2 separate regions of the Homo sapiens genome follow, and region 1 is linked to region 2. A link is an interaction called in ENCODE POLR2A ChIA-PET data of the cell type or tissue named here. Cell type or tissue: HCT116. All regions are shown on one strand. Each heading gives the region's core, and the rest is flanking DNA. Links, peaks and the distances in the headings are about the cores only. Region 1 holds the start of SNORA70J (small nucleolar RNA, H/ACA box 70J). Region 2 holds the start of TLX3 (T cell leukemia homeobox 3).

Evidence for each region. ChIA-PET counts read pairs that join two places held together with the same protein. Peaks named below come from ENCODE experiments on the same cell type or tissue, not always from the same donor. Only the 100,000 strongest peaks of a DNase experiment are listed, where the experiment ranks them.
Region 1: POLR2A ChIA-PET joins it to region 2 with 5 read pairs; 6 of 35 experiments call an interaction of 5 or more read pairs at or near these places.

What each region holds. Positions count from the first base shown.
Region 1 is chr5:171,356,477-171,371,901 of GRCh38, forward strand. It overlaps SNORA70J (small nucleolar RNA, H/ACA box 70J), which reads left to right and starts at 9,642; the gene lies at 9,642-9,776. It also overlaps the pseudogene RN7SL339P, the pseudogene RPSAP71 and the pseudogene RPL10P8. In HCT116, for the core only: a CTCF peak has its summit at 9,063; a DNase peak (open chromatin) is centred at 9,077.
Region 2 is chr5:171,300,895-171,316,319 of GRCh38, forward strand. It overlaps TLX3 (T cell leukemia homeobox 3), which reads left to right and starts at 8,354. Exons shown (of 3, transcript NM_021025.4): 1 at 8,354-8,892; 2 at 9,256-9,499; 3 at 10,495-11,245. The coding sequence starts at 8,472. The coding sequence ends at 10,705. RefSeq lists enhancers at 6,961-7,845, 7,846-8,731, 8,732-9,616, 9,617-10,502, 12,273-13,157. In HCT116, for the core only: a CTCF peak has its summit at 9,435; DNase peaks (open chromatin) are centred at 8,167 and 9,407; H3K4me3 peaks cover 2,413 bases; H3K27ac peaks cover 949 bases.

The DNA of each region.
Region 1 (15,425 bases), core at 7,585-10,084, 56 kb after region 2:
CATTGTGGTTTTGATTTGCATTTCTCTGATGGCCAGTGATGGTGAGCATTTTTTCATGTGTCTTTTGGCTGCATAAATGTCTTCTTTTGAGAAGTGTCTCTTCATGTCCTTCGCCCACTTTTTGACTGAAGAAGAAAATTACAAGCTCAGGTTGGCCAATTACCAATTCAGGACCTGGTATGAGTCAGAAGGCCTCTATGGTAACACTTAAGGCACCTTCATCAAGAGAGCACACCATGCTGAAGATCACACCCAAGACGTGATAGCAACAGAACTACAAAGAAGCCTGAATCTGCAGCCTTTGCTACTCTCCTATGCCACCAGAAGGAAGAAAGGGCCCCTTAGACCCGGAATGCTGATATCTAGATAGACCTTATGTGATCTCATTGAAACTCCAGATTCCCCTGAACCCGTGGGCCTGCGAGAGTGGCCCATTATCCCCTACTGGTATACAGCAGCATCCCCTTTCTTGAAAAATGTATGTGTTTCAACCAAAGTGGATGCCTTTCAAAATGATATTTGCCCTCCTCGAGATGGGTTACCACCTCCCCTATGGCTATGAGACCAATAATCAAAGTCAAGTCACAGCGTGGCCTAGCTGAGGAAGTATAGGACCTGCTAGGGAAGAAAATGGTAGAGCTGCAGGGCCCAGAACAGGGAAAAAAGTACCCACTGGGAATGGATACTAAGGGATGAAGGGAGAATATAAGACGCAGTAAGGAAGAGCTTGTTGATATGAAGGATCCTTCCATGGCTCAGGATTCAGCACCCTACTGAGGGTTCCTGGTACCAGCCCCAGTTGTGGTGGCTCCTGGAAGCTTGGAAAAACTGATGGTGCACATAAATAAAGGTGGGGCGTGCTAGAAAGGTGTCAGGGCACAGTGTTGAGGAAGTGGCCAAAACACTCATTGTGTAAGACCTGAGAACCTACCAGATGAGCAGGCAAAGGAGGGCCGAGAGATTCTCGCTTTTATTAAGTGATATGAAATGAGTTAGTGAGGGAGCCATTGGCATCACCGAGAAGCTCAGTATTGGCTGTTCTGTGGGGCTAGATGGCAGTTCTTAACTACCAAAGGCAAGGTGGTGGAATGACTCTAATGGGCAGCAAGGCTGGAATGGCCACTGGGAGACTTGACTCCCAGGGATCGCTTATAATGACAAATAGGCCCTGGTGTTCCTAGGGACAAGAAAGTGGGCAGCCAACAAGGAAATGGCAAGTATTTAGATGCTCTGGCAAGATATATGTGCTCCAGAGGGCAAGAAATTAAACCCTGCAAAGGTTCAGAAACCAGCGAAGCTAGCGAACTGTTCAGGTACCAGTGCGGGATGTGGGAAGATAGGTCAAGTGCATTATTGCATCTGGCAACTCCCACACTAAGAAAGACGCACAAGGCTTGATAAAAGCCTCTTGAGTTTTGGATGTTCTGCTCTCAGAAATATTGTTCTGACCCATATATCAGATATCAGGTGACTTGAAAGAATGCCAGGTCTGAGTAGTGGGCAGGGCCAGAAAGGGCTCTGCAGCAGCTCCAGGCTGCAGCATAACTGGGCCTGCCATCTGGGCCATATGGCCCAACAGATCCCATCATGATAAGGTTATTGGTGATAAACACACCATGTGAAGTTTCTGTCAAACCCCTAAACAGAGTTTTGGAGCAAGGGCATTCTATCTGCAATAGAGAACCACTTAAGAAAATGGGTTTTTGGAGTGCTACTGTGTCCTGGTAGAGACCGAGCATCTGACTGCTGGAATCAAGTGACTGTCAGACCCACTAAATCCTAAGGTTAGGTGGGCACAGCCTCATTCTACTGTACAGTGGAAGCAGTACGCCCAGGATTGGGCTCAGACAGGCCCAAAGGGCACAAGTAAGTTATATGAATGGGTGGGCCCAGACCCATGTCACCTGCCTCCATTGCACTAATCCTTCTCTCTCAGCTTATACCTATGGCCTCATGGGAGCTTCCCTATGCCCAGATGACAGAGGAAGAATCATGGGCTGGTTCAGAGATGGGCTACGCCATAGATGGGGCTATTTTTTGTATAAATAAAATATTTGCATTTAAAATGATGTGAGTTTTAATCCATTGACTTTTATATTTTTCCCTCAACTGCTTTAACATTCTGGGGGAAAACTAGGCATCAAAAGCTACTTTAAGGTATAGAAAAGAAGAGATTTGAATAAGGAAGGAAGGACAGGCATGGTGGCTCACACCTGTAATCCCAGCACTTTGGGAGGCTGAGGCGGGCAGATCACCCGGGGTCAGGGGTTTGAGACCAGCCTGGCCAACATGGTGAAACCCTGTATCTTCTAAAAATACAAAAAATAAAAATAAAAATTAGCCAGGCATGGTGTTGCACATCTATACTCCCAGCTACTTGGGAAGCTGGGGCAGGATAATTACTTGAACCCAGGATGCGGAAGTTGCAGTGAGCCAAGATCACACCACTGCACTCCAGCCTGGGTGACAGAGCAAGGCTCCATCTCAGAAAAAAAAAAAAAAAAGGGCCAGGAGCGGTGGCTTACATCTATAATCCCAGCACTTTGGGAGGCCGAGGCGGGCTGATCACCTGAGGTCAGGAGTTCAAGACCAGCCTGACCAACATGGAGAAACCCCATCTCTAGTAAAAATACAAAATTAGCCGGGCATGATGGCACATGCCTGTAATCCCAGCTACTCGGGAGGCTGAGGCAGGAGAATCACTTGAATCTGGGAGGCAGAGGTTGCAGTGAGCCAAGATTGTACCATTGCACTCCAGCTTGGGCAACAAGAGCGAAACTCCATCTCAAAAAAAAAGTAAAATAAAATCAAAATCAGACAATTTTTTTTTTTTTTGAGACTGAGTTTCATTCTTGTTGCCCAGGCTGGAATGCAATGGCACGATCTTGGCTCACCGAAAACTCTGCCTCCCGGGTTCAAACGATTATCCTGCCCCAACCTTCCAAGCAGCTGGGATTATAGGCGCCCACCACCATGCCCAGCTAATTTTTGTATTTTTAGTAGAGACGGGGTTTCACCATGTTGGCCAGGATGGTCTTGAACTCCTGACCTCAGGTGATCCACCCGCTTCGGCCTCCCAAAGTGCTGGGATTACGGGCGTCAGCCACTACGCCTGGCTGACAATGTTTTTCTTAAACCACTGGAGTGTAGAGAACAAACCCTTATGAAAACAGAAATGTCAATTGTGTAATCATTGCTCTAATTAGGTAAATAGGAGTCCTTATGTATCGTTACAAGAATTTCCCTGTAACATCCTTTATGACCCTAAGTTCAATGACAGTTTGCATTTGGTGGTAAAAGGTTTTCTCCATGGCCTGAATGAAGACCACTAGAAAACACCAGGCACTGAGAACAGTAACTATCGGATGACTGTTTTCATGCATCCCGTGTCTGGGGACATGGGGCGGTATGCCTCGTCTGTGTCAGAGGGTGGAGCTGATGTGTTTGGCGTTGCATAGGATCTGGTGCTCCTTTTCTCCTGGATTCGCGTCCCCACCCAGGACCCCCTTTCACTCAACGTTCTGCCCTAGCCTAGTTCAAAGAAGTCATCCAACTTACTCTATCCAGTGGCATTGGAATATATTTGATATATATTTGTCTAACAACGTGACAAAGGGTTTTCTCCTTCTTTTCCGGCAAGGTACATCCTGCTGCTTTGAACTTCCAAGTATGCCTAGTCACCTTTTAAAATGTAGAACAGGCTGGGCGTGGAGGCTCACGCCTGTAATCCCAGCATTTTGGGAGACCGAGGTGGGCAGATCACCTGAGGTCAGGAGATCAAGACCAGCCTGGCTAACATGGTGAAACCCCATCTCTACAAAAATACAAAAATTAGCCAGGCATGACAGCGGGCACCTGTAATCCCAGCTACTCGGGAGGCTGAGGCAGGAGAATCACTTGAATCCAGGAGGCAGGGGTTGTAGTGAGCCAAGATCCCGCCATTGCACTCTAGCCTGGGCAACAGAGCAAGACTCCATCTCAAATAAATAAATAAATAAAATAGGCCAGGCGCGGTGGCTCATGCCTGTAATTCTAGCACTTTGGGAGGCCAAGGCGGGCAGATCACAAGGTCCAGAGTTTGAGACCAGCCTAGCCAACGTGGTGAATCTCTGTCTTTCCTAACAATACAAAAATTAGCTGGGCGTGGTGGTGGGCACCTGTATTCTCAGCTACTCAGGAGGCTGAGGCAGGAGAATCACTTGAACCCAGGAAGCGGAGGTTGCAGTGAGCTGAGATTGTGTCATTGCACTCCAGCCTGGGTGACAGGGCGAGACTCTGTCTCAAAATAAATAAATTAAATAAAATAAAATGTAGAACCATTTTCAGAAAAACGAGAATTGCTTTCCTTGTATGCGCTTATTATCTTGACTACCTGAATTGCAGGAGATTTTTATATATTCACATGTCAAAAGTCAGCAACTTTCCTGTTGGTTCATTGTTGAATGTGCTGTAACTGAAGTGTTTTGCAATTAAGATGAGATTCACCTAGAAAAAAAAAAGCTACTTAAAAACAGGTACAGGGAGGTGCACGACTTTTCCTTTCGCTTCTGGTTCCGATAGGGCTCAGCACAGCACCGAAATTTATTCAAATTTTTGATATTTTGTTATCATGGATTTTTTTGCATTCATTTTGATTTTTAAAACATTGCACTAAAATATTATTTATCCTGGCTACTGATTTTTTGACACCCCCACCCCGCCCCAGTTTTGTGCCCAAGGTGAGTTCCTTACACATCTTACCCTAATCTCATCTCTGCAGCTCAACTGTACAAAAAAGAAAACAAGAAGAATAATCCAGAAACATGAGATTGTGTCAGAGGCGTGTGACCCAGAACAACTCCATCTTGAATGGGGGCTGGGTAAAATGAGGCTGAAACCTACTGGGCTGCATTCCCAGGCGGTTAAGGCATTTTAAGTCACAGGATGAGATAGGAGGTCAGCACAAAATACGGGTCATAAAGACCTTGCTGATAAAACAGGTTGCAGTGAAGGAGCCGGCTAAAACCCACCAAAACCAAGAAGGCCACGAGAGTGACCTCTGGTCGTCCCCACTGCTACACTCCCACCAGCCTCATGACAGTTTACAGATGCCATGGCACCATCAGGAAATTACCCTATATGGTCTAAACAGGGGAGGCATGAATAATCCACTCCTTGTTTAGCATATCATCAAGAAATAACCATAAAAATGGGGAACCTGCAGTCCTCGGGGCTCCCCTGTCTATGGAGTAGCCATTCTCTTATTCCTTTACTTTCTTAATAATTTGCCTTCACTTTGCACCGCGGACTCTCCCTGAATTTTTCCTGGCGCACGATCCAAGAACCCTCTACTGGGGTCTAGATCGGGACTCCTTTCCTGTAATAATTGGGCCGGCTGCAGTCGCTCATGCCTGTAATCCCAGCACTTCGGGAGGCCCAAGCGGGTAGATCACCTGAGGTCAGGAGTTCGAGACCAGCCTGGCCAACATGGCTGTATCTTAAAAATACAAAAATTAGCTGGTCGTGGTGGTGTGCGCCTGTAATCCCAGCTACTCAGGAGGCTGAGGCACAAGAATCGCTTGAACCTGGGAGGCGGAGGCTGCAGTGAGCCGAGAGTGCTCCACTGCACTCCAGCCTGGGTGACAGAGCAAGAGTCCGTCTCAAAAAAAAAAAAAGAAACAAATGAGATTGGTAATTTATAGGCAGTAGACAGGAATAGGGTAGAAAGGATAGGGGAAGTGATATCACTCTGAGCCATCCTTTTTGTATATTTCTGACTTTTAAAACCATGTAAATATTTCACATACTTAAAAATGAATGAAAATGTAATCAGCAAAGATGGGATAGGGCCCCAAATGGAATACAAACAAAAACAATAAACTGGCCAGGCTCAGTGGCTCATGCCTGTAATCCTAGCACTTTGGGAGGCCAAGGCGGGTGGAATGCCTGAGCTCAGGAGTTCGAGACCAGCCTGGGCAACAAGGTGAAACCCTGTCTCTACTAAAATACAAAAAATTAGCTGGGCATGGTGGTGTGCGCCTGTAACCCCAGCTACTCGGGAGGCTGAGACAGGAGAATTGCTTGAATCTGGGAGGCGGAGGTTGCAGTGAGCCGAGATCTTGCCACTGTAGTCCAGTCTGGGCAACAGAGCGAGACTACATCTCAAAAAAAAAAAACAAAAAAACAAAAAATTAGCTGTAGCAAAAATGAATACCAAACCACACTGGAGATGGAGGAAGAAAATAACTACCCTAAGTAACTCTGGAAAAGAGCATTTTTGGCTATGTCCTATAAGGCCAAAAAAAATAAATAAATTGAGCATAAGTATTATACTTAGTAATTTTTCTCATGGCTATATATATTAGCATCTCTGAAACTAATTTACATGTATTGGAGAAAATAAATGTATTATGGACAATGAAAGCTAAATTTCTCTTTGTCAGAGAAAGCAGTTAAAATAAGAAATGGGAAAGGCTGCATGAAACCTATTATTTTGGTTTGCAATTGTAGGTATCAACTAGTGTGTGTGTGTTGTGTGTGTGTGTTTGTGCATCCTACAACCAATGAACACAACTAGCACCCGGGTCTGGATTTCTAAATACCATTAGCCAATGAAAGGAATTACATCTCCGTGAAGAAATGGCTGATTTCAGTGCTAGGGCAGGGAAAGTACAAAATTAATGTGCAACAGAAAATAGGAACTGCACACACACAAAATGATGGGTTGTGTCAAAAGGACACAGGAGCCCATTTGAAGGGGTTCCAATGGCCAAACCTTAAACAGTTTAAGCAAGAGAACAGGCTGGGCCTGGTGACTCACATCTGTAATCCTGGCACCTTGGGAGGCCAAGGTGGAAGGATCTCTTGAACCCATGGTTCAATACCAGCCTGGGCAACACAGTGACACCCTAGCTCTACAAAAAATTTAAAAATTAGCCCGGTGTGGTGGTACGCACCTGTAGTCCCAGCTACTCTGGAGGCTGAGGTGGGAGGATTGCTTGAGCCTGGGAGGTCAAGGCTGCAGTGAGCCATGATTGTGCCACTGCACTTGAGCCTGGGCAACAGAGCAAGACCCTGTCTCAAAAGAAAAAAAAGGACAGAGAGAGAAAGGAAAAAGAAAGTAAATACTAAGAGTAATACATTACGACACATAGAATAAAGTAAGAATCATGAATCCATCCTGACATAAATAAATACAGAGATAAGATGGAAAAGCTCTTCCTTACAGTAGAATTTCAACTAGCAAATAGACATTGAAAAGCATTGTTTGGCAAATACTATGCTAATCACTTTTTTAGGTAAAAACACTTCAACAGAAGCTAGGATGAGTAGGTAAAATAATATAGAAAATGGGATAGTTACTTGGTCTTAAAGATCTTCCCACAAAATACTTATTAATTACAAAGGGAAAAGAGTAACTTTGTAGTGGAGAAACCTCTAGACATCACCCTATCAAGTGATCAAAGTGAACATCCCCAGAAATGGGAAAAATATCATGTGCCTCCTGACATGATACACACAGGACATTGCATGCCTTCTCTGATATTCACAACAAAAATGAAGAACTGAAATTAGCCACGAGGAAACCTCAGCCAAACCCCAGATGCGGGCTATTGTACAAGATAAGTGGCCAGTTATCTTTACAAGTGTCAGGGTCATGGAAGACAAAGGACTGAGGAACAGTTCCAGATTACAGAAGATTAAGGAGACATGCAACTTAATGTGTGAGGAGATACTGCACTGAATCCTGAACCAGAAAAAGAAGATCAGTGGGACAGTTCGTAAAATTTGAATTAGGTCTATAGATCAGATAATAGTGCTGTATCAGTGTTAATTTCCTGGCTTTTATATATGTATTATGGCTATGTAAAATGTTAATATTTGAGGAATCTGGACAAAAAGTATAAGGAATTTCTTCTGGTACTATTTTTGCAACGTATGTAAATCTGGAGGCCGAATACAGTGGTTCAAACCTGTAATCCCAGCATTTTGAGAGGATGAGGCAGAAAGGATCATTTTGAGGCCAGAAGTTTAAGACCAGCCTGGGCAACATAGGGAGATCCTGTCTCTACAAAATAAAATAATAAATAAATAAATAAATAAATAAATAAATAAATCTGGGGGGGAAATAATCAGCCTTTGTAGCCTAGTGTTGCCTCACCAAGTAGGTAAATTTCTCTTGGTAAGGTCCTTTTAAGAATTCTCTAAGCTGGTTACTTCTGGATATGCCAAATTCTGGAAGTGCAGTCAAGCTCACCACAGTCCTCTCTTTTCTTTGCCAGTACAGGTAGCTCTAGCCAGCCTCTGGACTTCAGACTTTTCCAGGCAAGAGTTGGGAAGCATTGACCAGGCGTGGTGGCTCACGCCTGTAATCTCAGCACTCTGGGAGGCCGAGGTGCGTGGATCACTTGAGGCCAGGAGTTCAAGACCAGCCTGGCCAACATGGTGAAACCCTGTCTCTACTAAAAAAACAAAAATTAGCCGGGCATGGTGACGGGCACCTGTAGTCCCAGCTACTTGGGAGGCTGAGGCAGGAGAATTGCCAGAACCCGGGAGGCAGAGGTTGCAGGTGAGCCGAGATCGTGACACTGCGCTCCAACCTGGGCAACACAGCGAGACTTCTTCTCAAAAAAGAAAAAAGAAAAAGAGTTGGGAAGTGGACTCTGCACTCCCTTAACTCCAGGAGACACAGGTCACATTTTTCCAGATCTCTCTCAGCATCTTTTGCTCCAGTACAGGGCAGCACTGCGGCTAATGGAGACTTCTGACTTGACTTCAGGTCCAGGGTAGGAATAGCCCTGACCTCTAGGCCAGTAACTCCTTTCAAAGAAATCCTCTGTATCCTCTGATCAGTCTCCTCAATGACTCTCCTGGTTGCTCTTCTCTATAGTCTGGAGATACATAATGAACTATATGCCATAGGATGGGTTAGCAACTTCTAGTAGGTTCTGCTTGATTGGTACACTTTAGAAAGAGGGAGACATGTCAGCTATTTTCCTCAGACTGGAGACTGAACTGGGAGCCGGAGATAATCAGTAAGACCCCATTTAACATTCTGTAGGTTCTCCATGCTACCCATAGAGGGGGCCATACGACGCCGTTCTGGATTCTCATCTTAACTTAAAGGGAAATTTCCACAATGTCCAGAGCCTCGATGTCCTGCAAATGAAGGAGGGGAATATCCTCTAGTTTCTTGCAGCAGGAACCCACTTAGGTGGCACCAACCTGGTTCCAGTTGGAACAGTATATCTACAAAGGAAAAGTGTTGGGCGTGGTGGCTCACGCCTGTAATCCCAGCACTTTGGGAGATCGAGGCAGGTGGATCACCTGAGCTTGGGAGTTCGAGACCACCCTGACCAACATGGAGAAACCCTGTCTTTACTAAAAATACAAAATTAGCTGGGCATGGTGGCGCATGCCTGTAATCCCAGCTACTTGGGAGGCTGAGGCAGGAGAATCACTTGAACTCAGGAGGCAGAGGTTGCAGTGAGCCAAGACCGCGCCATTGCACTCCAGCCTGGGCAACAAGAGCAAAACTCTGTCTCAAACAAAAAAAAACAAACAAACAAAAAAGAAAAGTGACGGCATTTACATCCTAAATCTGAAGAATCTAATTCTGTTGGCAGCTTGTACCATTGTTGCCATTGAAAACCCTTCTGATTCTGCAGCCAATTAAGCCGACTGAGTTCCTTTCCTCATGGGGGCCCAGTGTGCAATCGCTGCAAACAGCAGCTTCCTTGGTAGTATATGCAGCCTGTTTATTGTACGGGTTGCTCTACGGGACCTTGGAGACAGGCTTTTCAGATGGATGTTCATGTTTCTGACTTTGCATTACCCCAGTGTAGGCTCCGGACAGGCATGCGAGGTGCCTTTGGAAAGCCCCAGGGCACTGTGGCCAGGGTTCACATTGGCCAAGTTATCATGTCCATCTGTACCAAGCTGCAGAACAAGGAGCATGTGATAGAAGCCCTGCACAGGGCCAAGTTCAAGTTTCCTGGCCGCCAGAAGATCCACATCTCAAAGAAGTGGGGCTTCATCAAGTTCAATGCCAATGAATTTGAGGACATGGTGGCTGAGAAGCGGCTCATCCTAGATGGCTGTGGGGTAAAGTACATCCCCAGTCGTGGCCTTCTGGACAAGTGGCGGGCCCTGCACTCACGAGGGCTTCCACTGTGCTGCCGCCCTCTTAATATTCACCAATACATTCTACTTCCTGTCCAAAAAAAAAAAAATTAAAACCCTTCTGATGTCAGTCTCATGTCCTCCCGGAATCCTGGCCAGCGGGCTGAGCTGAGCTTTGCTGCTGCCACAGGAGCCACTCCTATTGCTGGCCACTTCACCCCTGGAACCTTCATTAACCAGGTCCAGGCAGCCTTCTGGGAGCTGCGTCTGTTGGTAGATACTGATCCCAGGGTGGCCACTGGCCTCTCACAGCAGCATCTCATGATAACCTACCTACCATACCTCTGTGGAACACAGGTTCTCCTCTGCGCTGTGTGGATATTTCCATCCCATGCAACAAGGGAGCTCACTCGGGGGTCTGATGTGGGGAATGCTGGCTCAGGAAGTTCTGCACATGCCTGGCACTGTCTCCTGTGAACACCCATTAGAGATCATGCCTGATCTCTGCTTCTACAGAGATCCCGAAGAGATGGAAAAGCTCATGCCTGTAATCCCAGCACTTGAGGAGGCCAAGGCAAGCAGATCACGAGGTCAGTAAATTGAGACCATCCTGGCTAACGCAATGAAACCCCGTCTCTATTAACAATACAAAAAATTAGCCCGGCGTGGTGGCACATGCCTGTAGTCCTAGCTACTCAGGAGGTTGAGGCAGGAGAATCACTTGAACCCGGGAGGCAGAGGTTGCAGTGAGCCAAGATCACACCACTGCACTCCACACTCCAGCCTGGGTGACAGAACGAGACTCCGTCTCAAAAAAAAAAAAAAAAAAAAACAGAAAAGAAAAAAAAAAAAAAAAAAAAGAACAGGCTACTGCTGAAAAAGCTATGACCACAGACCACAGAGGAATTTCAGATTTCCGGGTGAATGGACTGCTCCAGCTCCTGAGTTCACTGCTAGTTAGCCTGAGGTTGCAGACTGGTCGGAGGCATGCAGGTACCCAGTGTCTATCCAGCAGTTCTCTATTGAAGATGTGGAACACTCAGCCTGCCATGGAAGACTGACCTTCAGCTCTCATTGCTCAGGCCACTAAACGGGTAGGAACAACCAATGTGTGGTCTTAAGCTGTTCTTCCACAAGCCTTTTTTTTTTTTTTTTTTTTTGAGATGAAGTCTTGCTTTGTCACCCACACTGAAGTGCAATGGTGCAATCTTGGCTCACTGAGACCTCTGCCTCCCAGGTTCAAGTGATTCTCATGTCTCGGCCTCCCAAGTAGCTGGGATTACAGACGCGTGTCACCACGCCTGGCTAATTTTTCCACATCTTTAGTAGAGACGGGGTTTCACCATGTTGGCCAGACTGGTCTTGAACTCCTGACCTAAGGTGATCCGCCCGCCTCGGCTTCCCAGAGTGCTGGGATTACAGGCATGAGCCACTGCACCCAGCCCCACAGGCTCTTAAGCAACATGAAAATAAGATTGATGGAAAATAAACTTTAGTTTCTAAAAATAACAACAGAGGCAGGCAGATCTCACCAGGTGGGTGGATCACTTGAGGTCAGGAGTTTGAAACCAGCCCGACCAACACGGTGAAACTCTGTCTCTACTAAAAATACAAAAAACTAGCTGGGCGTGATGGCGCCCAAAAGCTGGAACCTAGCTTTTCACAGTGCCCAGAACATAGTATTCATGCAACGCTATGATTCCCCACTGGGAAATTGTAGAAGAAACTGCAACTTCAAAACTTAGGTTAAAAAGCAACAGTCTTACTGGGCACAGTGACTCACATCTGTAATCCCAGCACTTTGGGAGGTGGGGGGAGCAGATCATCTGAGGTCAAGAGTTCGAAACCAGCCTGGCCAACATGGTGAAACCCCGCCTCTACTAAAACAAAAAAACAAAACAACAAAAATAAAAACAAAAACAAAAACACACAACGAAAATTAGCCGGGCGTGGTGGCGGGCGCCTGTAATCCCAGCTACTTAAGAGGCTGAGGCAGGAGAATCCTTTGAACCCAGGAGGCGGAGGTTGCAGTGAGCCGACATTGCATCACTGTCCTGGGCGACAGAGTGAGACTGAGTCTCAAAAACAAAAACAAAAAAACGGCAGTCTTAAACTAATGTGTTTGACTAAGATGGATAACAGCGATTGGATTTACACTTCCATTTTAAACAACTAAAAACTTGACAAAATATATGAAATAAGCCTTTTCAGACATCACATAGTCAGCACAGGGCAATCACGCTTGAGAGAGGAAACAGATGATTGCCTAGCTGAGTTCTAGGAGCGTTTCCAGGCCACAGCAAAGGGAGGCGGGATGTGTGGAGTCTGGTCGTCTCCCTGAGTTGAGGTAGCGTTGGGAGTTTGGGGAGGCCCAGGTGGCTAGCGTTTGCAGGGCAGAGTACTGGGGAGGAGAGAGTTATACACAGAGAGACCCAGAGAGCTGCAGAAGGCTCCCTTCATGTCTTCAACTGAAGATGAATCAGCAAAGGCTTGTATAGAGACTGTCAGGCCTCTGAGCCCAAGCTAAGCCATCACATCCCCTGTGACCTGCAGGTATACATCTAGATGGCCCGAAGCAACTGAAGATCCACAAAAGAAGTGAAAACAGCCAGGTCTTGCCTTTCCACCATTGTGCTTTGTTCCTGCCCCACCCTCACTGATCAGTTGACCTTATGACAATACACGCTCCCCGCCCCTGCGATCATGTACTTTGTGATATTCCCCGCCCTTAAGAAGGTACTTTGTAATATTCTTCCCACCCTTGAGAATGGACTTTGTAAGATCCGCCCCCTGCCCACAAAAAAATTTCTCCTAACTCCACTGCCTATCCCAAACCTATAAGAACTAATGATAATCCCACCACCCTTTGCTGACTCTCTTTTCAAACTCAGCCTGCCTGCGCCCAGGTGATTAAAAAGCTTTATTGCTCACCCAAAGCCTGTTTGGTGGTCTCTTCACACAGACGCGCGTGACAGAAACCACTTGAAGCCGGGCGCGGTGGCTCAGGCCTGTAATCCCAGCACTTTGGGAGGCTGAGGTGGGTGGATTACCTGAGGTCAGGAGTTCGAGACCAGCCTGACCAACATGGTAAAACCCTGTCTCTACTAAAAATACAAAAAAATTAGCCAGGGGTGGTGGCGGGCACCTGTAATCTCAGTTACTTGGGACGCTGAGGCAGGAGAATCGCTTGAACCTGGGAGGCGGAGGTTGCGATGAGTTGAGATCAAGCCATTGCACTCCAGCCTGGGCAACAAGAGTAAAAATTCCGTCTCAAAAAAAGAAAAGAAAAGAAAAGAAAAGAAACCACCTGAAGCTGGAGAAAGAACCCCCTCAAAAGAACCATCCCTAGACCTCACACAGACAGGGCTGTGGATCATTGGTATTCAGGCAGAGTGGGAAAACCTCATCCTGCCCAGGGCATCCAGTAGAGTAGTCAAGAGTTTTTGCCTCAGAAATGGTGAGAAAACTGGCTCTAGATAACAGGCTGCTTTAATTCCACCTAATGAAACCGAAAAGCAAGATTCACAATGAATCAAACTCATTCTGAGAATCTTAACTGTGTGCCAAAACAAAACTCAATAGTATTATTATTTTTTGAGATGGAGTCTTGCTCTGTCACCCAGGCTGGAGTGTGGTGGCATGATCGCAGCTCACTGCAACCTCCGCCTCCTGGGTTCAAGCCATTCTCCTGGCTCAGCCGCCCCAGTAGCTGAGATTACAGGTATGCACCATATGCTCGGCTAATTTTTGCATTTTTTGGTAGAGACAGTATTTCACCATGTTGGTCAGGCTGGTCTCGAACTCCTGACCTCAGGTGATCCACCTGCCGTGGCCTCCCAAAGTGCTGGGATTACAGGCATGAGCCACTGCACCTGGCCAACTCAATAGTATTTTTAATTTATTTTTTAAAGACAGAGTCTCGCTCTGTCACCCAGGCTGGAGTACAGTGGCTTGATCTCGGCTTACTGCAGCCTTGACCTCCTGGACTCAAGAGATCCTCCTACCTGAGCCTCCAAGTAGCTGGGTAGCTAGAACTCCAGGTGCATGCCACCCCACCTAGCTATTTTTTTTTTTTTTTAATTTTAGTAGAGACAGGGTCTCACTATATTGCCCAGTCTGGTCTTGAACTTCTGGGCTCATGCTATCCCCCTGCCTTGGCCTCCCAAAGTGCTGAGATTACAGGAGTGAACCACCATGCTAGACAGTATTTTTTTTAAATACAAGAATATTCAGCATTTGGCCGGGCACGGTGGCTCACGCCTATAATCCCAGCACTTTGGGAGGCTGAGGTAGGCGGATCACTTGAGGTCAGGAGTTTGAGACCAGCCTGGCCAACAGGGAGAAACTCCATCTCTACTAAAAATACAAAAATTAGCCAGACGTGGTGGCACGTGCCTGTAGTCCCCACTACTCAGGAGCTTGAGGCAGAAGAATCGCTTGAACCTGGGAGGTGGAGGTTGCAGTGAGCCGAGACTATGCCACTGTGCTCCAGTCTGGGCAATAGAGGGCGATACCGTCCCCAAAAAAAAATATTCAGCACTCATCAAGGTAAAACTCACAATACCTGGCATCCTGGCATCCGATCAAAACTTACCTGGTCGCAAAGAAGGAAAATATGACCCACAAGGAGGATAAAAATCAGTCAATCAAAAGAGACAGAAAGTGCGTCAGCCTGCACCTTCCAGAACCTCGTTGAGGTTTGCTTTCTCCTGTTTTCCTCCTCAAACTCCAGCTGCAAATTCAGCAATCCAAGGATGAGTGGATTGTTCTCACCATGACCAGAATTCCCCTGGGATCTGTGCTCGGCAGAGGTGCCATCTCCCGAACCCAGACTGGAGTTGATGATCCAGGGAAGGTGCTTCCGGGTCCTGAAGAGGGCTCCTGGACCACCAGCCCCTGAGCCGGCAGCACCACAGCCCCCACTGCGCCTGTCCAGACCTTGTGGGCCCTGGGTGTTCAGGTGTGGGTTTAGTGCAGCACTGCTTGCTGCTCCTGTTACTGCAGCCTCAGCCGCATAGATTCGGCTTGTGTTGGCACCTCTCTGTTTTTGTGTGCGTCTGTTTCCTGGCAAGGTTGATCACTCGGCATGTCCGAATACTGCCTACATCGTCTCATGGCACATGCACCCTGCCCACGTGTGTGAAACGAAGCAGAGGATGTATTGTGAACACTAGTGGTCTTGGCTTCTTGTGTTGGTGGCATTGTCCCTAGTCCAGTATTTCCCACTGTTGTTGTTATATTATTGAGTTGGGGTTTTTCTCTGTCGCCCAGGCTGGAGTACAGTGGTGCCATCATGTCTCACTGCATCCTCTAAATCTTGGCCT
Region 2 (15,425 bases), core at 6,962-9,461:
ATGGTGAGTTGAAACCAGTTAATATTTAGGTCCATTATCATCTGTTTCTCAGAACTCTATTGTTACATAACACATTACCCCAAAACTTAGTGCCTTACAGCAACATTTATTAACTGACAATTCCTGTAGGTCAGGAATTTGCAGCTGGGTTTCAGGCTGTCTCTCTCTCACAGGCTGTGATCATCTCAAGGCTTGACTGGGTAAGGCTCTGCATCCAGACTCACTCGTGATGGTTAGCAGGAGTCAGTTTCTCACTGGTTGTTACCTCAGTTTCTTCCCAAATGGGCCTCTTCACAGGACAGACAGCCCACAGCATGGAACCTTGTTTCATCAGAGAAGAGCCAGAGAGATTGCAGCAATCTGGAAGTCACTGTCTTTTATAACCTAATCTCAGAAGAGCCATCCCATCACTTTTGCTGTATTCTGTTCATTAGAAGTAAATCACTAAGGCGGGGATCATTGGGAGCCATTTTCTTTTTTTTTTTTTTTTTTTTGAAACGGAGTCTCACTCTGTCGCCCAGGCTGGAGTGCAGTAGCACGATCTCCGCTCACTGCAAGCTCTGCCTCCCGGGTTCAAGCCATTCTCCTGCCTCAGCCTCCCAAGTAGCTGGGACTACAGGCGCCCACCACACCTGGCTAATTTTTTGTATTTTTAGTAGAGACGGGGTTTCACCGTGTTAGCCAGGATGGTCTCGATCTCCTGGCCTCGTGATCCGCCCGCCTCGGCCTCCCAAAGTGCTGGGATTACCGGCGTGAGCCACTGCGCCCGGCCACTGGGAGCCATTTTCAAAGCTGTCTGCCACAACTCTTGTCTGGCCATTGCTAGAGAGGTTGAGTTTTAGCTGTAAATTTCTTTCTTAGAACCTGGAAAGGAACCCTTCTTTTCCTTTAGAGGGTCAGGTTCCATTCTGAGCCCTTACTGAGGGAGGAAGAGGAAGTGGGGAAGCTGGGATGTTTAAGGATCACACATACTGCACACTCATCCCACAGTGGATGAGAACCAGATTTGGGACTCTGCCTCCAAGACTGCCGGAGTCTGCCTTGGTGAGGGACAGTGGGATTCTTGAGAACAGACCTGGAGTTCCACGTGGGAGTGGACCCTGTAGGGACATCCTGTCTCAAGGAGAAAGCATGCACAGACACACAAACCTATGGAGGCCATGTGAAAGACGACTAATGGGGCTGCTGGGTCTAATCAGATCACACGTGGATCCAACTTAACTCAGAGTGAACAGCAGGAAAAAATAGTGCTGGCAGTTCCAAGGGGCCTACCACTTCACAAATGTGCTCCAAGAGGATGAGATGGGCTGCTGTTTGCACACCCGCCCTTCTGATGGGATTCTAGTGTACAGATAGATGGATGGTTCATGCAATGTGGGTGCCAAGTCAAGCCAGCTGCTTCAGGGATGCTCAAGCAAGAAACAGTCGGAAGGGATTTTTACTTTGCTCAATTTTTGCCTTCCACACTGACTTCAGAACCTGGCCCCTGAGAAAGATGTATTCTGCCTGTATTCCGGATGTTTCTGTTATTCTGTTTTCCAATCAGGCTTCTTTAGGATGGGGGACAAAGGAGTGTAGAGTCCCTGCACTGAGTGTGATTATCCGAACTGCGCAGAAAAACCCTCCTAGCCTTCTGGACTCCCTTCTATTGGCCCTGACAACCTAGAAGTACCTACGGATTATGGTAGTGGGGGCCCCTTTCAAAATGCAAAAGTGGCTTGCCATGTAGCTGTTAGCTGAGATTAGTGACCAGATTAGCTGACTACCAACAGCTGCACATGAGAACCAAAAACAGAGTGGATTTGGTGAGAAAAATTGAAGAAACTGAAAGATCTGGCATATGGGAAACCCGATCTAGATGTTCAGCAGTTTTGGGGAAGTCCTATTTGAGAGAACTCAGCTCCTTATGATGAGGAGGGAAAGGAGTGCCTGAAGAGAAAAGCAGGGCAGAGTAAAAAGGGAGAAAGTAAATGTTTGTTTTTTTTGTTTTTTTTTTTTTGTTTTAAGACAGGATCTCACTCTTGTCTAGGATGGAATGCAGTAGCATGCTCACAGCTCACTGCCGCCTCAACCTCCTGGGCTCAAACAGTCCTCCCACCTCTGCCTCCTGAGTAGCTGAGACTACAGGCCCATGCCACTGCACCCAGCTAATTTTTGTATTTTTTGTAAAGACGGTTTTGCCATGTTGGCCAGGCTGGTCTTGAACTTCTGGGCTCAAGCGATCCACCTGCCACAGCCTCCCAAAGTGCTGCGATTACAGATGTGAGCCACCACTCCTGGTCTTAAAAGTTTTAAGATGAACATAAAATAATTAGAACAGCTATAATTTACTGAGCACCCACTAAGCATTGCAAATTGCTATCTCATTTTATGCTTCCCAGGAAGAATGTGAAGAATTATTCTCCCCATGTTAGAGATGAGAAAACTGAGACTAAAAGACTGACCCAAAGCCACATAGCTAGAAAATGGACAAGCCAGGATTCAAAGTCAGATTTGCCTGACCTCAAAATTCATGTTTCTTTTTCACTATAATTCCTTGAACTAGGTCCTTCACAGCTGGGCCTAGGGGACAGTTGGGTGGGAAAGCTCGATGTGAACCACTTTGACACCCACAGTGGGACTAGGCACTCCCAGAGAAAGGCCAGTCCAGGACCTGGGCCCGTTGTGTGCTGTGTCTGTGGGTCCTGCCACCGATTCATCCTCCTCCCTGAACTTTCTAAAATCATTCTTGAGACTTTTAAATGTTTTATTGAGGTGCAAGTTTACAATGACAGCAAACCTTTCAAACCACAGCAAGAGTAACCTGCCTCCTTGGCATATTAAAAAATAATGTTAGTGTCGGTTTTTACATCCCATAGTTTGGATTGCTGATAAGAGTGCTTCCTTGACAAGATTCTTTTTGAGGTTTACAGAAAGCGTAATAAAATATGTAAGTTACATTTCCACAAACAAAAGCTATAACATAAGTTATTTATAAGCGTGAGATACAAACAGTATCATAATAAATAAACCATAAAGGGTACCTGCAACATTCATCTTAATGTAATTTGCCCAACGAAAGTGTTGAAACGAAGTCAAATTTAGTAGAGAAATCTGTCAGGAAAGGAGGAAAGTTGCGGAGCACAAATGGGAAAAATGGCTAAGGTGTAGGGGAAGGAAACAAGGGCATGAGATCAGGTTTGGAGGTCCCTGAGAAGGCCACCCCATGTATTTGCCCACCCTGCCTGCCCTTGCTCCCCCGAGTCTGCGCACACTGACCGATTCCTGCCACCCTGCGCATGCTGCCATCTGCACAGTCCCTGTTCACATGCCCTTTATAACCTCCACCAGCCCCCCACCCCATGGAGAAAGGAATCTCGCCCTGCTTCCCTCTCCTCTAACCTCCAGCCCTAGGGTCAGCTTCCTCAGGCTGCTGCCAGCCTCCCCGCCAGGTCCTGGGTCTGACACAGCCCAAGCGCCTTGGAAATCATTCTTTCCCTCATTCATTCACCTGCCACAGATAAAGCTAGTGAGCAGGATAAGTAAGATCGGTTCCGAGGGGAATGACGAAAATCAATGGGTAGAGAGGATGATGGGGTGAGGGTGCTGCTCTGGAGGATGGGCAGAGAGGTGAGGGCTGGCCTGGGTTGTAAAGGATGCAAGGAACCAGCCATAAGCAGGGCTGGGGGAGGTGAATGACGAACTGAGTGCACGCAAATGCCTGCGCCCAATTCTGACCCCTTTTTCTTATCCCTTTGCCTGACCTTGCTTTGTGCTATTGAGTTTAATACCACAAACTCTTGATAATGTCCTCCAGTCCTCCACGCCCTGGACCCAGCCCTGGGACATGGGATCAAATGCCACTAACAGCATTTTGCCCAAAAGGAACTCCCAAGCCAGTAGGGGAGACAAGTGAGCCCCACTATGGCCAGCCCTCACCGCCACTCTTGGGCTCATTCACCCGGACCCTGCACTGCTTCCCCTCCCCACTCAGTCCTGTGACTTAAGAGTCTTTACCACCTACCCCCAAAGAGGGGTGTGAGGTAAAGGGGAATATGTGGGCTTTGTAGTCTAAACAGTCCTGGGTTCAAATCCCAGCTCCACCCCTGTCTACTACATGCCCTTGGACAAGAGACTGTTTCCCTAAGTCAACTGTCCTTGAAGCCTCGTGACCTGCAGTGGGGGGTCCCAAGCAACAGCCGACATCTGAAGGCCTTTTCCTTCCACTGGCTGGCAGAGTCTTGAGACTGATCAGACCTCCTCAGGAAGGTTCTTCCCTAGGTCCTGCCCACTGGGGGAAGCAGTGATGAAGAGCTCAGACTGCTTTGTGCCCACTGTTAGATGGGGAAAGCAAGCCCCTGCACTGGGGAATGGTCCAGGAAATGTGAGTAGGTGCTCAGTAAATATTCGTTGAATAAATAAATGAATGGGCGAATAAATTTCGGCAAGTGTCTTTAGAGCCTCCCATCAGGAAAACTGGAAGGGCCCCTAGGGACTCCTAACTAGGGTGTGTAAGCCAAGAACAGCATGGCAGGTCAGCAACCTGTGACATGGTGTGTGTGCCAAATTATGTGTTTCTGTCTTTTTCTATGGAAGCAGACCACAATATTTTCATCCGTGTTTCAAATAGGGTAGCTGACCCAAATACATTTAAAGTCCTGATTCAGTCTCTACCCCATTTCACAGACAGGGAAATGGAGTCTCATTTCCCTCAGGAAGTCAATGGCAGAATGATCCTGGAGGAACCTGGCCTCCCACAGCTGGGCTCATGGGCCAGCTGGAAATCCCAGCATCTTGCCTGTCATCCCTGAAGCCCCACCCTCTTCTAGATGACTCTCGGCAAAGCCTCCACCAGCTGTACCCCTTTCTTCCAGCTTCTTCTTGGGGAAGAGGAGAGGATGTGCTCCATTCTGAAAGTCTCTCTAGCCCCGGGAATCCTCATCCCCAGTTCTTACAATTCTCATTTCCTAATCTCTTTCAGTGTGTATGCCTCACTGATCAAGTGACAGCAGGTAAATTACAAGGGCAGCAAGAAATTACAACCTCAGGAACACCAAATACATATCAGAACATACCTGGCCAAAACAGTGCTTAGAGGAAAACGTATGCCCTTGAGTGCATTTATTTAAAAAGAAAGAAAATTGACAAATTAAATTTTCAACTCAGCAAAGAAGGAATAAATCTTTTTTTAAACCGCAACATTCACGAAAGAGGTGGCATCTTAAAAGGGGATAATGACATCAAAGGCTTTTTTAAAAACCAACAAAATAACAAACCTTTGGCAAGTATGATCAGGAGAAGGCATGAATGAGCGACACGGGGAATGAGAAGTGGAAGGCATTAGTACAGATTCGTATGAGAGTTGCAAATTCTGAGAGAATCTTCCCACAATGTTACAACAACACATTTGAAAACTCAGATGGAATGGACCATATTCTGGGCACTGGCTTCCAGAGTTGAGCAGGCATCAGAATCACCTGGAGGGCTTGTTAAGCACAGACTGCCGAGTCCTACCCCAGAGTGTCTGATGCCGTAGGTCTGGCGAGGGTCCAATAATTTGCATTTCTAACAAATTCTCCAGTGATGCTGATGCTGCTGCTCTGGAAACACACTCTGAGAACCACTGTCCTAGGGACTAACCAAGTTCCCCCCATTCCTGAGCTGCCTAAGAGCTATCTGGATAGGAAGTGAAAGGAGGCTTATAATTAGTGGCCCAAAGCTCCTTCATCTGTATGACAGGGCTGGACGATGAGGGACCGTGGATCTCAGGAAGCCGGAAGCCAAGCAGTGAAGCAGAGCCCTGACCCGTGCCAGGCTTTACCTGGGGCGCTTATTTAATCCCATGAGGTTTATTTACCAGATGAGAAAACTGAGGCATAAAGAGGATGAATAATTCCCTGAGTCCACAGCTGGTAAACTGAGGTGGGAATCCCATTCTTAAGCACACAAGCTGGGAGCAGCGCTGTGCCACCCACGCCTTAATTCTGTGCCACAAACCTCTGTGCGGTGGGCCTTGTTGTCCTGATTTAACAGTGTCTGAAGTGACAAGGGCAGCCCTGAGTCCCGGGCACTGGAAGCCAGAAGGGAAGTGGAGCTGGTGAGGTGCCAACTCCAGCCCCCAAGTGGGGAGCTGTGCTTCCCTTGAACTCTCAAAGCCTCAATTCCCTCATTAGTGAGAAATTGGGGCCACTAACAGCCCTTTCCTCACAGGGTCATTGTGAAGAATAAATAAGTGTCCACCTCCCTGCCTGGCACAGGCTAGGGTCTCAGCTACAGTAGCTTTATAGTTGTCATTAAAGTTATTATGATATAACCGCCAGAGTTTCACACAGGCACTGCCACAGATGTTATCTCATTTTGTTCTCACAGCCACCCTGGGGGTAGCTGGTGCCCTTTTTGTTTTACAAATAAGGAAAATGCGGTTCTGGGAGGGGCGGTTAGGGACCCACACTGCCAGTGGCAGAGCCTGAATTAGAAGCAGGAGGCCCCCTGGAGCCAGGGCAATGGCATCTACCCCATCTGAGGGTCGTTGTCGCTGGAAGGGAGTGAGGGAGCACTTGCCCAGACCCCAGACATCCTGCAGCTCTCACTCCTCACTGTTGGGCCTCCCTCTCCACACCCACCAGGAAGGCTTAGCAAGGGCCAGGAATTTGCCCAAGGTCACACAGCGGGCAAGTGACCTAACTCCAGACCCAGGCCTGGAGGCCCTGCAAATCCTGACGCCTTTGGATTGTTGGGAGAAGAGAGAAAGAATCCCCAACCTGCACCTCCTGTCTTTCCCCGTCCTCTGAAACTGACCCTACTGGTAGACAAATACACCTTTCTCTCCAACGTACTGAGCCCCTGCAAATAAAATTAAACTGCCAACAAAATAAACAAGAGTCACAACAATAATACATCAGCCATTACTCTGGGGGGATAGAGTGGGAGGTGAGCCACGCTGCCCAGTGCCTACTACGTGCCAGGCCCAGTGCTCTGCGCTCCCTCAATATCTCACTCGCGGCTCACGAACAACCCGCATGCATGCATTATTTTCCTTTTTTGCAAACGAGAAAACCGAAATCTAAATATATAGAGTCAATTTCTCAAGGTCACTCAGCGAGGAAATGGCCAGTCCAAATTTGAACACACTTCTGGCCAACAACAGCACATCCGAGCTCTCACCACTGTCCACACCACAAGGAGCGGGAGGAAGAACCCAGGCCAGGGGTGCGACACTCAAAGAGTTTGCACCTAACGATTTTAGAATTCGCTGGAAGAAAATGATTCCGCTTGTCTCCCCAAAGCTGCAGCGGAAGGTGACTACTTCGTGTGCGGTCCTGTCCACGGTGCCCTGGGCCGGGTAGACAGTCACTGAGGCGCGAGCAGAACGGGGAGTGGTTCCAGCGCCCAAAGTGGACTGGAGCCGGGAAGGGCTCACCAGTCGCGTTTCCCAAAGAAATCCCGCAATTTGCTCTAGGAGCTGCCCGCGCCTTTGACATTCAGGAACCCGAAGTCCCTAGACCCGCCGAGCCGCGAGCGGGTTCCCACGCGCGACCACAGCCCCCTTCCATCCTGCAACGAATTACGAGAGTCAGGTCCCCGCTCCCCACCGGGCGACCCCGCGTCCCTAGCCCAGCCGCAGCTGGCACGCGTGGGCACCTGCGAGTCACGCCTCGGTCCGCCTGGCCGGAGCCAGGGAGTGTCTCCAAAGTGGCCGCGAGGCCGCGGCCGAAACCCGGGCGGGGGCGAATTCTCCCCACGCGGGTCGGCGTCATCCGGGGCGCGGAGAACGCTACGGTGCTCCCCTCGCCCCGCGCGCAGGCAGCGCGAAGCCTGCCCCGGGTAGTGCGCCCCTTTCGTTCCTCCGGCGGCGGTAGCGTCCAAGGGGCTTCTGCGGATTCCGCCGGGTCGTCCCGGGGTTGCAACTCCATTGTACCTGAAAGGATGCATTTGGTTTGGCTTTTGCTCAGATGAAAAAAAAAAAAAATTGGAAGAAAACGAAAACCCACTCAGCAAAAGACAATTTCACAAGCGGAGCGCTCTACCCACCCAGCGCGGTGTCTGGGAAGCGGCCCGGCCCGGAGGAGCGGGGAGCGTCTGCTAATTGCAGCTTCGTTAGATTTCGGGTTTGGGAGGCTGTGGTTCGGGCTCTAATATCCGCCGCCCATTATCCCTGCTAATAAATTTGACCTATTGTTCGTTTGTTAAAATGATGTCACCTTGGAACAGTCCCTAAGCTCCTATTTCCATGAATTAGGCCTTTATTGAAAGCCGGGAGCCAATGAGAGGAGAGAGGCTTGTTGATCGCAGCCAATGGCTGCGGCAGGAGAGGAATTAGCAGCGGAAACTCCAGGTTCGGTTCAAGAAAGATGACACAGAGCCTGTCGGGCCCGCGCACTCTTGGCAAAGTTTCAGTGCGACGAGAGGCGCCGGGCGCTCCATGGCCGCGCCGTAACGGGGACCCAGCCGCCTCCCCGCCCAGCCCAGCCCAGCCCTTCCGCCCGCCCAGGATGGAGGCGCCCGCCAGCGCGCAGACCCCGCACCCGCACGAGCCCATCAGCTTCGGCATCGACCAGATCCTTAACAGCCCGGACCAGGACAGCGCACCCGCCCCGCGGGGCCCCGACGGCGCCAGCTACCTGGGAGGGCCCCCCGGGGGCCGTCCGGGCGCCACATACCCGTCTCTGCCCGCCTCCTTTGCGGGCCTCGGCGCGCCCTTCGAGGACGCGGGATCTTACAGTGTGAACCTGAGCCTAGCGCCCGCAGGCGTGATCCGGGTGCCGGCGCACAGGCCGCTGCCCGGGGCCGTGCCACCGCCTCTGCCAAGCGCGCTACCCGCCATGCCCTCCGTGCCCACGGTCTCCAGCCTTGGCGGTCTCAATTTCCCCTGGATGGAGAGCAGCCGCCGCTTCGTGAAAGACCGCTTCACAGGTGAGCAGAGCTGGCGACCAGGCTCCAGGCCTCCGCCCTCTCGGGGCCAGAGGCGCCGCGCCCTGTGCGCTCCACTCCCGGAAACCATTTCAGAGGCCCAAGCGCGGCGGAGGCCTCGGCCCCAGGGCCCCGGGCAGCCGTGGTGGGGAGGGTAATCGGAGAGTTGCAGGAAAATAAGCCCGTGCCCGGGGGAAGGGACAGGGGGCGAGGGGGTCTCCCGACCGGCTTGGTGTCTCTGGAAACGCGCGCGACCAGCGAAATAGCGGAGCTCTCCGTGTCCCACGGGGCGCCACGGGGTCCGCATGGGGCCTGAACGGTGGCGGAGCCGGGCTGGGCTTCAGGGGCCCTCCTGTGTCTCCGCAGCGGCGGCCGCACTCACGCCCTTCACCGTGACCCGGCGCATCGGCCACCCCTACCAGAACCGGACGCCGCCCAAGCGTAAGAAGCCGCGCACGTCCTTTTCCCGGGTGCAGATCTGCGAGCTGGAAAAGCGCTTCCATCGCCAGAAGTACCTGGCCTCTGCCGAGAGGGCGGCGCTCGCCAAGTCCCTCAAAATGACGGACGCGCAGGTCAAGACCTGGTTCCAAAACCGGAGGACCAAGTGGCGGTGAGAGAGGCCTGACCCGGCCCACCTTACACCTGCCCTTCACCTGTCCCGCCCCGAGCCGCAGCCTCGCACTAGCCCTATTTTAAGGCTATCCACTACCCCCGCCCCCCTCTGCCTCCCCCAAACACACCCCCACCCCGCCTTCGCAGATTGTACCTCTTCCTTTCACCCTTCTCGCTGGCCTGTGCTTCTCTCTCCATCGTGGTCTCCCACGCCTTGGTTTCTCCTCCATCCCCATCCCCATCTTTCGTGAGCCCCTCCAACTCTCTCCCCGTGTTTTGTACGGTCTCCTGCGTTCACTTGATTTCCTCTCACCCACCCCCGCCCCAAACACACAGGCACACACACACACACACACACGCGCACACACACGGGCCTCTCGCACTCTCCTTCTCCTCCTTCTTCCAGCCCGCCCTCTCGGATTTTCAACAATCCTCGTGGACGCCGGTTTCCTCTCCCCCCATCTCCGCGTCTCCATTCCAGCCGCGTTTTTATCCGATCTCTGTTTTGATTCAACCCGTAAACGGCGAAGCGATCGCGTCTGGAAAGGGGTTCAAGACAGGCCCTGGGCGAACTGGATGAGACTGACCCAGCCCCCGGGCGTCGTGCGGGTGGTGCAGAGCCAGCCTGCTCACCCGCGGACCCCAGCGACCCCGGTTCCCGCAGGGCCAAGTCAGTTACACATAGGCCCTGCCCTTGCTATCTGGCGAAAGGAACAATCTTTATTGTTGGTGAAGCCACAATACCCGGGCGTGCAGGTGGGCGGCGGGCAGAGTCCCCTCCTGGAGACCCTCTGGCACACAACAAAAACAAATGATCCTAACCGGCTCCCTGGATATAAGAGCCTCGGGCGTAAAGCGCGGGCTGGGAGGCAGACGGGTTCTGCGCCTCGAGGCTCCCGGATGGCCTCGGCTCCCGGGAGGGCCGGGGCCCCGCCGGCGGCCCCGCGGTGCCGGGTGCATGACGGTACTGTCCCTCTCCCTCCCCCGGTGCAGGCGGCAGACGGCGGAGGAGCGGGAGGCGGAGCGGCAGCAGGCGAGCCGGCTCATGCTGCAGCTGCAACACGACGCCTTCCAAAAGAGCCTCAACGACTCCATCCAGCCTGACCCGCTCTGTCTGCACAACTCGTCACTCTTTGCTCTGCAGAATCTGCAGCCCTGGGAGGAGGATAGTTCCAAGGTTCCCGCTGTCACCTCCCTGGTGTGAGCCCACCAGCGCGCACCGTCGCCACGGATCGCCGCCCCCACCCAGCCGGGCGCCCCGGACCCCCCAGGCGGGCTGCGGGGGAACCGGCGCCGAGAGGGGAAGGGGCCGCCTAGCCCGAGTAGGCCCCAGGGCGCGGCCACAGACTGGCGGGCCGCGGAAGGGGGTAGGGCCCGAGCTCCGCGCGGCCGCACAATCCGAGCCCCCGCCCCGCGCCCCGTCCCGCCCCAGGCCCGGGCCTGACAAGAAAGCGCCTTACGTTTCTCCGCCCCCCGCCCGCACCCCCCGGGCCGGGCGCCTGTATTATACTTTGTACTTTTGCCCAAACGTGTAAATAATAAAAAAGTTTTGGCTTTTTTCTTTAGAAACCGGCCACCTGCTTCCCCCGCGGGGGCCGCTGGAGGAAGGGCAGCCGACCCGGCCGCTGGGGGAAGTGCCAGGGGCCCGGGGCACCCTGCGTTTAGGCTGGGTCCACTCTTCTTCTTTTCCGTTCCTTTTATTTAAGTCTTTTTATTTAATAAAAAAGTTAGCTATTTCACTTAACGCCGCTTTTATTTCGTTTTCGTTCCAATAATGCTCGGCGACCCCCGGCCCTGCGCCCCACCCCTGCGGCGGTAGAAGCCGAGCGGCGGCGCGCAGGGCGCGTCCACTTCCGCAACGTTCGTCTGCATTCGCCTCGGCTGCAACCCCGGCCCGGGCCCCCGAGGAGGATGCGCGGTGCAGGTCAGTTGGTGCCGGCCACCCGCAGCCTGGGTGCGCACGGGATGGGGACTGGACATGGGAAAGGTGCTCCAGGCCCGAAGGCCGCGGGCCAGCGCCGGGGCGGGCTGGGGAGTGAAAGGCTGGGCCTGGGCAGATGCCTAGGCCGTCCCCAGGTCAAATCCACCTGGGGGGTGGGAGGCAGGGTGGCCTCGAACTTCTTAGAGCTCAAGTCGGAACTCGGAGCCCCACTTCACCCCGCAACTCGCTTTCCGCCCTCTTTTTCCCGCGGAGCCTCAGAGAGGACCTGGCTCTGGCCAGTCTGCGCGCGCTGTGGGCAGGCTTTGCGCGCAGAGCCGCTGCAAATCCTCGGTCTCCAAACGCCTGGGGAGCAAATGCAGCGCACAACCCTAGGGGCCCTCTCCTTGTCGGGTTTGCGTGGGACCCCAGGTGGAGCGTGACGTCATGTGACGTCACCGCAGCCCCCGCGGTGTCACTGGGCTGGAGTGGGCGGGGCGCCCGGAACTCAGAACTCTAAGCGCTGGTGTGGTAGCGTCGTGGCCGGGGTCCACCCAGCTCCACCGTGGCTCAAGAGCTGGAAGTTTCAGAATTGCGAGGTTTGGAGCGGCTGACCCCTTCCAGTCACATCTAACACACAAAGCCCGTGAACACTTCCTCTAGTTCTTTGATTTTTCCCCCTCTTTTATCATTCTCGCTTTCAGTCTTCTGAAAACTTACTTTCTGGCCTCTCCGTTTCTTTCTCTACAATGTTCCCTGTTTTCTCCTCTGTATGTTACTCTGGGTCTCTGTTTTACTATATCTTTCTCCTTTTCTTTACAGATTTATGATGTTTCCCAGTATAGTTCGTCCTCTATTGCTTTTCATTGCCCTCAGCCTTTTCTTGTTCCGTCGTCTCCTCCTTCTTCTCTCCCCAGTTCTGACTCTTGGCCTCTGTGTGTCTCTGGGTTTCTTTGTCTCCCTCCTCTCCACGGTCCTCTTGTCCTTTTGTCTTCCCTTTCTTGTTTCTTGAATCTCTTTGCCTTTATGTATCTGTCTTTCTCTCTCTCTCTCTCTCTCTCTCTCTCTCTCTCTCTCTTCTTTCCTTTCTCCCTGACTCCCTCTCTCCCTCTTCCAGGCCCAGCTCCCAGTAGCTCCTAAGGCAAAACACTTTCGGGGCCGCGTCCCAGAGCACCCCTCCCACTCCACGAGCACCCCCACCCGCCTCATCCCACTGCCTCCCTCGGAGCCGGAGCCGTGCGCCACCCTGCAGGTTCCCGTGCTCCGAGCCTTCGTTCTATGCGGGCTGCGGGACTGTATTCACCTGCAGGGCTGGAGGAAGGGGAGGGCGCCTGAGAAACACCTTGAACCCCCAGCGCTCCCGCCGTCACCTCCACCTCCAAGCCCAGCTAGCCTGGGATCTGCGCCTTTCAGGACATAAAGACACCCAGGGAGGGACTAGGGTGACTCAGAACTTCGGGTCTCTTCCGTGAGTGTTTTCCTGAAATGCTTTTATTTTCTCCAATAAAAAGCCTGATGAACGCCGTCATCGGGTTGGGAAAGGTTGGCCCTTCGGCTGAGGACTAGAGGGACCCTTGACTTTGCTGGCGGAGAAGCGCTTTCCTCAGAGACGGGTGTCGCGGTCCAGCTCCCTTCCGTTCCGTTTTATTCTGTTGCTCCATAATAAGGCCTAGCGGGGTTTTTTTTCTTAATTGTTTTTATTTCAACGCGCTTTTGGGGAACAGATGGTCAGGTGGCGTTTGGTTACATGAATAAGTTCTTTAGTGGTGATTTCTGAGATTTTGGGGCGTCCATCACCCGAGCAGTGTACACTCTACTCAATGTGTAGTCTTTTATCCCTCGCCCCTCCACCCTCCCCCACAGGCCCCAAAATCCAACGTATCATTCTTTCTTTCTTTTTTTCTGAGACGGAGTCTCCCTTTGTCGCCAGGCTAGAGTGCAGTGGCGCGATCTCGGCTCACTGCAACCTCCGCCTCCTGGGTTCAAGCGATTCTCCTGCCTCAGCCTCCGGAGTACCTGGGACTACAGGCGCGAGTCACCACGCCTGGCTAATTTTTTATATTTTTAGTAGAGACGGGGTTTCACCATGTTGGCCAAGATGGTCTCCATCTCTTGACCTCGTGATCCGCTCGCCTCGGCCTCCCAAAGTGCTGGGATTACAGGCGTGAGCCCCCGCCCCCGGCCCAACGTATCATTCTTATAAGGCCTAGTATTTTTGTTTTTCAAAATTACTTCTGTTGTTTTGCCAGGGTGACACTCAATTCTTTGGGCCTCTTTGGAGACACACGCACGTTGTTTTTTTTTCTTTCTGTTGGGCGCCTCGCTTTGCGCAGAAGGCCTCTGGCCCGGAGGCCCGTCCGGGGTAGGCGTCCAGGCAGGCCGGGGGTGGGGGGCCGGTCTGGCTTCGGCCCTCGGGGGGCGCCTGGCTTTCCCGCACCTAGTGCCTTCGCGGCGTTTGGCGTCTTCCAGCGCTTTGCCCTCACCCAGCCTTGCCCAGCCAGAGACGGGCTACGGGTCTTTTCCTGTTACAGAGCTGAGCCCACTCATGTGGTGCCAAGTAGCGACTATCTCTCGGCCACCTCCACCCAGAGCAATGTGGGCGCCCCCAGCGGGTGGGAGCGATTGCCGAGCGGCGCAAGGGCGTTTAACGCCTAACCCCCTCCTCCTGGGTTGCCAAGCCGCTAGGTCGCCGTTTCCAACGTGGCTGCGCGGGACTGAAGTCCGACGACTCCTCGTCCTCAGTAGGAGACACACCTCCCACTGCCCCCAGCCACGCGAGCTATGGGCAGAATCGGGGCAACGGTAATATCTGGATGGGGCAGGCTCCCCTGAGGCTGTGCTTAAGAAAAAAGGAATCTGGAGTAGCCTGAGGGGCCCCACGAGGGGGCCTCCTTTGCGATCGTCTCCCAGCCTTAGGCCAAGGCTACGGAGGCAGGCGGCCGAGTGTTGGCGCCCAGCCCGGCCGAGGACTGGATGGAGGACGAGAAGCAGCCTGCCTCTGGGCGACAGCTGCGGACGCAGCCTCGCCGCCTCGCCGCCTCAGCCTCGGTCCCAGCGTCTCTAAAGCCGCGCCCATTTTACAGATGCAGGGCAGGGAGACAAGAGGCATCTCCGGGGGCCGAGTAGAATGATGGCGCGGGTTCTCCCGGCGCCCTGATTTCGAGGCTGCGCCCGGGGCCCTACATGCAGGCGGGGAGGCCTGGGCCGAAGGCGTCTGCAAGGAGGGGCGAGTCTGCCCGGTCCGGGCAGGGAGTGAGGCCACAGTCAGTTCTCCCTAGGAGGCCGCGCAGCGGGTAGGGTATGGGACTGGGGGACGCAACGGGGACCTGGCCGAATCAGAGCCCTCAGCAGAGAACGCCGAAAACTCTGGGGCCGGCCGCTCGCTTCCCGCTAGTGGGAATGGTTTCCGGTCATCCGTTCCCAGTCCAGCCCCGGGTAGGGAGCTCTGATTTGCAATGCACAGCACTTGCGAGGTTCGAATGCCCCCGCAATTTGCAGATGGAAATACTAAGCCTAGGCCGGGCGTGGTGGCTCAAGCCTATCATCTCAGCCCTTTGGGAGGCCAAGCCGGGAGGATTGTTTGAGCCCAAGAATTCAAAACCAGCCTGAGCAACATAGCGACCCCGTCTCTACAAAATAAAATAAAATAAATTATCCGGGCGTGGTGGCACGCGCCTGTGGTTCCAGCTACTCCGGAGGCTGAGGTGGGAGGATCGCTTGAGTCCGGGAGGTCGAGGCTACAGTGAGCCGTGATCGCACCACTGCACTCCAGCCTGGGCGACAGAGTGAGACCTTGTCTCAAAAAAGGAAAAAAAGAAAAAGAAAGTAAGCTTCAAAGAAGCTCTGATAATAGTTCTGGGTCGTGCAGCGGTGGCGGCCCCGCGCTCTCGCCCCTAAAGCAAGCGCTCTTTGTACTGGGTGGAGGAGCTTTGAGTAGTGAGGGTGGAGATGCAGCTTCGGGGTGGCGCAGCCACCCTGACACTAGGCCCGGGGTCGCAGTGGGACA